Linked DNA regions of Homo sapiens: region 2 is linked to region 1. Evidence: read pairs that join two places in POLR2A ChIA-PET (ENCODE). Cell type or tissue: A673. All regions are shown on one strand.

Region 1 (4,000 bases):
TCCAAGCTGCTCTTGAACACCTGGGATCAAGTGATCCACCCACCTCCCAAAGTGCTGGGATTATAGACTGAGTCACTGCACCTAGTCCTATTATGATCACGCAGAACCCTCAGAGGTTAGGATGCATAAACTCATTTTGCAGATTTGGATGCTAGAGTCAGAGAGGAATGCGAGTTGTCCACGTTCCTCCCACTGGGACTGGCAGATGGCTGTGTCAGGATGGGGGAGCTCTGAACAGAACCTCAGGCCACCACTGAGTGAGCCTGGAGCTCCCCTCTGCTGGCCTGGAGCTGGAGGAAGGGCTGAGTGGCCTGAGGGAGCGGCACCTCCTCCATGGGCCCCTTCCTGGCACCAGCACAGGCCCCACAGGGCAATCTCCTTCCAAGGAGCCCTTGGAAAGCGAGTAGGGCCAGCAGTGACCCAAGAGTCAAGATCTGGCCTTCTTGCTGTGTGCCTTCAGGCAAGCCACATAACTCTTCTGGGCTTGAGAAATGAGGCTGCAGCTTCCCGATTCCCCCCATCAGAAGCCCCCTGGGATCTGAGAAGGTTTTGGCACTGGGGACTGGCATGGCGACCGTGGACTCACCTCCAGAGGAGGGCGTGATGCTCTGGGAGAAGCCTGAGGAGAAAGAGACGAGGGCCACAGGGTACACAGTCCAGGAAAGATACCGGAGCAGGTGGCTGTCCCCAATCTCCCTGTACAGCCACTGGTGTGCTGGGGACAGCCGCGTATCAGGGAGGCACCCACAGCCTCTGCAGCCCTCAGGGCCAGACACTGTGGTGCCCACTTACTGACCAGGAAATGGAGTCACGAAGAGGGGAGGACCAGGCCACAGAGTGAGGTGCAGACCCCCAAGAAAAGGCAGGAGTACGACCCTGGGTCCATATCCCAGGTTTACCACTGCCTAGCTGAGTGACCTTGGGCAAGCCACTCAGCCTCTCTGAGCCTCAGTTTCCCCATCTGCCAAGTGGGCTAGTGATTGGCTCTTCCTCACAGGCTCATTGAAGACTAAAGACATTAAAGACTAAAGGGCCACTGAGAACTACATGACACAGGTGTGAAGCACCAAACACCGTAACACCATAGTAGGTGCTGCTTCTGGCAGCTGAGGGTCTCCAGAGAAAGTGTCTTAGACCCTTCCTGCCCACACCCCCTCTTCCAGGGAGGCCTCAGGGTGGAGGCAGGCTGCTGAGGGAGCAGGGGGAAGACTCCAAGTTTGGTGATCTAGGCAAGTGTCCCCACTCCTGCCCCAAGGCACGGAGGAGGGAAGGAGAAGGAACGGGGTGGCTGGAAGAGGAGCCAGAGAGCTCAGAGGAGGAAGGGCTCTTGGGAATATTCAGGTCTCTCTTCCTTGTGCGGCTGAGGAGACTGAGGCCCAGAGAGGGGCAGGAGCCTGCCCAGGATCACAGAGCAAATCAGGAGTAGAGCCAGAGCCCTCCCCGCACCCAGGTCCGTCCCTGCACCGCTGCACTTGGTGGCCCATCTGGTATCCCCAGAGCGTGCCTAGAATCCCTTGGCCCAGAGCAGCACCTGCCAGGGAAGAGTTACCTCGGACCACACACCCGATGGCAAAGTTCATGGCATAGCTGACCAGGGCCATGAGCACCCCGAGGGTCATCAGGAAGTACCAGTCTTCTCCCAGGCGGAACACCTTCTGCTTTAGCCACTCCAGGCCACCTGGGGCAGGGTATCGGAGTCCCAGCTTATGTTGGGGCAAGGGGCACAGACAGCCCCTTCCCTGGAGGTCTGCTTGGCTCCAGGCAGGGAGGACCCTGGTAGTTGAGTCTGGGGTAGTCCTGAGGGGGCCCCGCCTGAGTCAGAGAGGAATGCAAGTTGTCCACGTTCCTCGCACTGGGACTGGCAGATGGCTGTGTCAGGATGGAGGAGCCCTGAACAGAACCTCAGGCCACCACTGAGTGAGCCTGGAGCTACCCTCTGCTGGCTTGCCTCACACTGGGGGCTGGGCAGGATTTGTGGCAGGTGACAGTGGTGGCACAGTGGATGCCAGGACTGCTGCCCCTGCCAGAAGGCCTTTGACCTGTCCACTCTCCCCACCCGTGCCTGTACTGGGAGGTTCCTGGGGGACAGGGAGTGTGAAGGGGGCTGGCAGCTATAGCTTTCACCTGTATCCCTGCAGGATCCATAGCTTAGAGAGCACCAGGGTCTAGCAGACTTCTGCGTGTCCCAGGGCCTGTGGCGCCAGGTATCCTCTGGGTCCCCAGCAATGCCCCTGGCCCGCTGGCTGCAGCCCAGCCTGGGAGCTGGCCCTCACTGGCTGTGGGCACCAGCCACTGGCACTGCACTTAGTCTCCTTCTGTGGTCCCTACTTGCTCTGCCCCGTAGCTGAGGGGACAGTCAGGTCTCAAAGTGAACAAGGCACATGGGGCTCCAAGGAAGGGTGCCAAGTGCAGGCTGCCCCAGCCCCTTGCTGTGCCCCCAGCTGTCCCAGCAGCTAACCCCCACGTCCCCTCATTGGCACAGGTAGGTGAGGGAGAGGCCTGGGTGGAAGATAGGCACAGTGACCAGGCCTTGGGCTGTATCTCCTGAAAGGCAGAGGGCAGATGCCTGGCCCATCTGACCCACAGACAGCTGGACAGACAGACCCCTTCCCTCCCTGCCACCCAGGAGACTTTGGGCAGTCATGTCCTGGACAAATGACAGGAGGGTGGTTCCTGGGCAGAGAGGTGGGGTGGGAGCCAGGCAGGAATGATGTCCTGAGTGGTCCCCCGCGGGTAGGGAAGAGGACCTGGCTCTCACCTTGGATGGCTCGGCGGATGTGGGGACAGGGGCCCCACAGCTCCTGCAGAGTCACAGGGTCCCCTGAGAAGCCCTCACGCAGCCCCACCAACTCCTCCATCAGGCCCCTGGAGAAGCAGATGGAGGGAAGGACCCGGGTGAGCTGCTGCACGTCCTCGCGCTGCCTCTGGGCCCTTCCAGTGCTCTCCCCACCCAAATGAAGAGGAAGGATTGTGCGTGTGTGTGTGTGTTATCACACTAGGTCTGTGTGTGCCCTCATCCCTGAGGTTCCGTCACTGAGGGTGTGTGCCTGTGTGTGTCATTTTGTGGGATGAGGGTGGGATTCCTAGGTGTCCCCCTGTGTCCAGCAGCAGACTGTGGACACCGCTCCCACCCTCCTGGGTCGCTTGGTGCTTCCACTACTGGGAGCAGTCTCTGCCCAGGGCTGTGACTCTCTCACTGCAGAGTCCCATGGATGGCTCCGACTCTCCCTGCCAATCTCGGAGCACCCTCCTTTCTCCCCGACAGCTCAGGTCACAGAGGCAGGAAAACCCCAGGACCAGAAGGCCTCTGCAAAGCCAAAGTGAGGTGCTGGCTACTGCCCCTACCATCCCCTATGCCCTGCCTGCCTGGCCCTTCCAGGTTCATACTCCAGTCCACGCCCAGAGACCCCTCACCTGTCAGTCCTCCTGCTGCGGCTGAACTGGCCCTCCTCTCACAGAGCCTCCTTTGCTCCCAGCTCCAGTGCACCTGGACAGGTATATGCTCTACCAATCATCACTCTCTCCCTGCCACCCCCCTTCCCCGCCGGCCGGGGTTTACCATGGAGATTAAAAACGTCCTTGACAAACCAACCAGAACTGTGGAGGCCAGAGCTGTGCAGGGCAGAACTGCCAAGAGAGAAGGGGAGCAGGAGCCTCCCCACCCATCACAGCTGCACAGAGGGTGGTGCCCAGCTGTACTCAGGCTCCTGGGTGCTGCTGGACGAGGGCTGGGAAGGGGGAGCTCATGCACACAGCAGGACAGAGAGGGGTCATCTGCCAAGGCTGAGACTCAGGGTCCAGGGGTCTCAGAGCTGGACATGGAAGGTTTGAAAAAGCACAGAGGGAGAGGGGAGGAGGCTGGGAAGGGAAGGAGAAGGCAGGGGGGCAATGGTGAGTGGGGCCAGCATGACCACAGCCTCCCTGTGTGTCAGGTAGAGAGTCAGCCTTCTCCCAGATTAATTACCCTGAGTGCCCACGGAAATCCCACGAGGCAGGCAGC
Region 2 (4,000 bases), 600 kb after region 1:
CCAGGGTCAACCTGATTGAAGATGGCCTTGAGGGTTTGTGGTTACATCAACTCCGCTGAGACTGACCTGGGTCCAAACCCCAGCTCTGCCACCTGCTGGCAGAGTGACCTGGTCAAGTCACCTAACCCCACAGACCTCAATTTCCTCATCTACATCATGGAGATCAAAGAACTCATCTCAGGATGGAGGCAAGGATTAAAAGAGACGATACAAGCAGACTCTTGGCACAGAGCCTGGTCCACAGGAAGCACTTCATACATGCCTACTATGATACTAAAAACCAGTTATTATTATTCCTAACATCTACCTTTAAGATTATTAAAGAGTAAATGAGGCTGGACGTGGTGGCTCATGTCTATAATGCCAGCACTTTGGGAGGCTGAGGATCACTTGAGCCCAGGAGTTTCAGACCAGCTTGGGCAAGATAGGGAGACCACATCTCTATAAAAAAATAAAGGGCCAGGTGCGGTGGCTCATGCCTGTAATCCCAGCATTTTGGGAGGCTGAGGCAGGCGGATCACGAGGTCAGGAGTTCGAGACCAGCCTGACCAACATGGTAAAACTCCGTCTCTACTAAAAGTGTAGAAATTAGCCAGGCATGGTGGCACGCACCTGTAATTCCAGCTACTCAGGAAGCTGAGTCAGGAGAATTGCTTGAACCCAGGAGATGGAGGTTGCAGTGAGCTGAGATCATGCCACTGCACTCCAGCCTGGGTGACAAAGTGAGACACTGTCTCAAAAAATAAATAAATAAATAAATAAATAATTAGCTGGGCGTGGTGGTGTATGCCTCTGGTCCCAGCTACTAGGGAGGCTGTGGTGGGAGGATCACTTTAGCCCGGGAGGTTGAGGCTGCAGTGAGCCCTGATCGAGCCACTGCTCTTCAGCCTGGGCAACAGAGTGAGACCTTGTTTAAAAGACAAACAAACACAAAAAAGAAAATGAAAATGAGCTGACAGATATAAAATGCCTGGCACATAGTGAGTCCTTCAAACCTGTTAATTTCATCATCATCGTAATAGTAGTTGTTATATTGAGAAGTTTGTGTGTGTCACATATGCACATCATATACTTCACATATACAATATAAAAAGGGTGATGATATTAGAAATAATGATAAAAAACACACTGGCTTCTGCCACAGGCTCCAGTCCTGACTGGTGGTACAGGGTTGGGAGGCAGGGCTTGTGGTGGCTTGGCCTGGAGGCAGGGGTGGACATGATGACCCAGGGGATCCCTCCAGCATGACCTCTCCTCTAAAGGCCCACTTTTCCCCTACTAGGCCCGACGCAAAGCCCCAGCATCTCTGGGAGGTAGGAAGACAGAAGACCGCTGGACAGAGCCCTTGAACAGGGAGAGAGGAGCCTCAGGGAGCGAGGAACCTTCCCTCGGGGTTGGAGAAAAGTGAGGAAGGGGCTACTCTCATGGTGCCAATGTGTGTGTGGGACAACTGGCAGCACAGGAGAGAACGAGGTTCCACGATGGCTGGAAACAGGCATCTCCTGGGCTAGAGGGCCTCTCACCCACCAGCCCTTCTCCCTGAGCTGGAACTGAGGTTGCAGCTGGCTTAGAGGATCCAGAAAAAGAGAGATCAGCCCGCAAGATCCACCCAGATAGCCTGGTCTACCCGTTTTACATTATGTAGGGAAACTGGGGCCCACAGTGGGCAGTGACTGGCCCAGGGTCACACAGCCAGCAGACTGCAGGATTCCAACAGCTGGAAGTTTTTCTCCTCCCTGGCCCCTCTCTTTTTCCTGGTCCCATGGAGGGTCCCACATTCTCAAGCTTGCAGGGCCAGTGGAGGCTGGACTGAGAGCCCAGCTTGGTGCCTGTTTGGGAAGGCCAATGCCATTCGGCAGTACTGGCAGAAAGCGCCCAGCCTGGGAGCTCAGCACTTTTCTCCAGCACCGGAGGGAGGCTGCGGGGCCTGGCACCGTGCCCGCATTCCTATCTGCCTCCCCTTGAATAGTTCTCGTCAGGGAGGGCTCAGCAGCTAGCTGCACCCTGGATGCTGGGGACAAAATCCCCATCCATCCCCCTCTCGAAAGCGGAGCAGCCAGTTACCCCCCAAGGACGACCCTTTCCCTTTGGGGTGAGCATGGTCCCCAGCTGGTTGCTTCCCTGCCCCTGCCCCTCTCCCCAGTTCTGATAACTAGGGAGTCACAGGGGTAGGCAGTGGAGGCGTCAACCATGCACAGTGCAGATGTCCCAGCCTTGCACCCAGGTGAGCCCCACGTCATAATCTATCATCATTCCTGGCTACTCTGCTGAGCACTTGCTATGTGCCAGGCACGATGCCAGGTGTTTTGCATCAGATTCTCACAAGAAGCCTATGAAGCGGCATGAACATGAACCGACAAGGAGACTGAGGCTCAGAGGGGAAGCGACTTAGCCCAGGTCATAGGTGACAAGGGTGTCGCTGGGCTCTGAACCAGGCCTGATCAAACACATGCACTCTTAACGACTATGCTATGCCCTGATGCCTATCAGGACACAGCAGAGAACTTCGGGGTTGGGAGGGATATTAGAGGCCATCTTATTCAGTCGTTCCTGAAAATCAGATTCCTGATGCAGTTCGTTGTTTAGTGCCTTGAATACCTCTGAGGACAGGAAGCTCATTGCTTACTTAAGGGGGGGCCTATCTTGGCTTTGGAACTATTAGAAAGTTGCGGCCGGGTGCCGTGGCTCCCGCCTGTAATCCCAGCACTTTGGGAGGCCAAGGCGGGCGGATCACAAGGTCAGGAGATTGAGACCATCCTGGCTAACACGGTGAAACCCCGTCTCTACTAAAAATACAAAAAATTAGCCGGGCGTGATGGTGGGCGCCTGTAGTCCCAGCTACTCGGGAGGCTGAGGCAGGAGAATGGCGTGAACCCAGGAGGCGGAGCTTGCAGTGAGCCGAGATCGCGCCACTGCACTCCAGCCTGGGTGACAGAGCGAGACTCCATCTCAAAAAAAAAAAAAAAAAAAAAAAAGTTGCTCCTCGACCAGGTGCAGTGGCTCACGCCTGTAATCTCAGCACTTTGGGAGGCCGAGGCGGGCAGATCACTTGAGGCCAGGAGTTTGAGACCAGCTTGGCCAACATGGTGAAACCCTGTCTCTACTAAGAATACAAAAATTAACTGGGTGTGGTGGTGCATGCCTGTAATCCCAGCTACTAGGGAGGCTGAGGCAGAAGAATTGTTTGAACCCGGGAGGCGGAGGCTGCAGTGAGCCAAGATTGTGCCACTGCACTCCAGCCTGGGTGACAGAGCAAGACTCTGTCTCAAAAAAAAAAAAAAAAAAAAAAAAAAGAAAAAGAAAGAAAGTTGCTCCTCGTGCAGGTGCCCCCAAGCTGCACTGCACAGTCTGATGGCAGAAGGAAGCAGAGTCATTGCAAAAACTGCACACGGGAAGGTGGGAGCACAGGGACCCCAATTCTGTCTCTCCTGACTCCCATCCCAGGCTTTACTGATGGCCGCTCTGGGCGTGCAGGTCCCAGGAGAACAGACAATTGGACAGGGTGGGTGTTGGGTATGGGCTCAGGAGCCCTCAGGCCCCCCTGGCTTCCCCAGTTCCTGCATGTCCCCACCCCCAGACTGCCTGACTCATATAGGGAAAGCCCAGCGCTCACCACTTCCTCTAGTCCTATCTGGGAATCTCACACTTGATCTCTTGCCCTAGTTCAGCTAAGTGGGGTATGGGGTTGGGGGAGAAAGAGAGAGAGAGAGAGACGGAGAGATAGAGAGCACATAAGTGTGGCGCTTGGGGCTCCCCCACGGAGGATAAAGAGGGAGACCCCAAGCAATTTGCTGGGGGGCTGTCAGGGCTCAAAGGCATCCTAACCTGGAGTTCAACAACCTCACACCGCACCCACGGCACTCCCTGCCAGCCACCCCCTTTCGCTTCTTGCTCTTCATAGTCATTATTGTTATGATAGTGATTATAAAGAATATTTATTGAATGCCTAATATTAACATAACCCAGTGTTTATAACGTAACTTAATCTTTACTCCATACA

The links. Peaks named below come from ENCODE experiments on the same cell type or tissue, not always from the same donor. Only the 100,000 strongest peaks of a DNase experiment are listed, where the experiment ranks them.
Region 2: POLR2A ChIA-PET joins it to region 1 with 10 read pairs; 2 of 35 experiments call an interaction of 5 or more read pairs at or near these places.

What each region holds. Positions count from the first base shown.
Region 1 is chr1:16,021,478-16,025,477 of GRCh38, reverse strand. CLCNKA (chloride voltage-gated channel Ka) reads right to left here and starts at 3,442. Exons shown (of 20, transcript NM_004070.4): 1 at 3,415-3,442; 2 at 2,759-2,865; 3 at 1,550-1,678; 4 at 587-715. The coding sequence starts at 2,858. In A673, no CTCF peak of the experiment used is centred here; no DNase peak of the experiment used is centred here.
Region 2 is chr1:15,417,275-15,421,274 of GRCh38, reverse strand. The region is part of intron 1 of EFHD2 (EF-hand domain family member D2); the gene reads right to left. Among named protein-coding and RNA genes, the nearest start is that of EFHD2-AS1, 6.9 kb to the right of the region's middle. RefSeq lists silencers at 2,961-3,080, 3,968-4,000. In A673, no CTCF peak of the experiment used is centred here; a DNase peak (open chromatin) is centred at 1,934.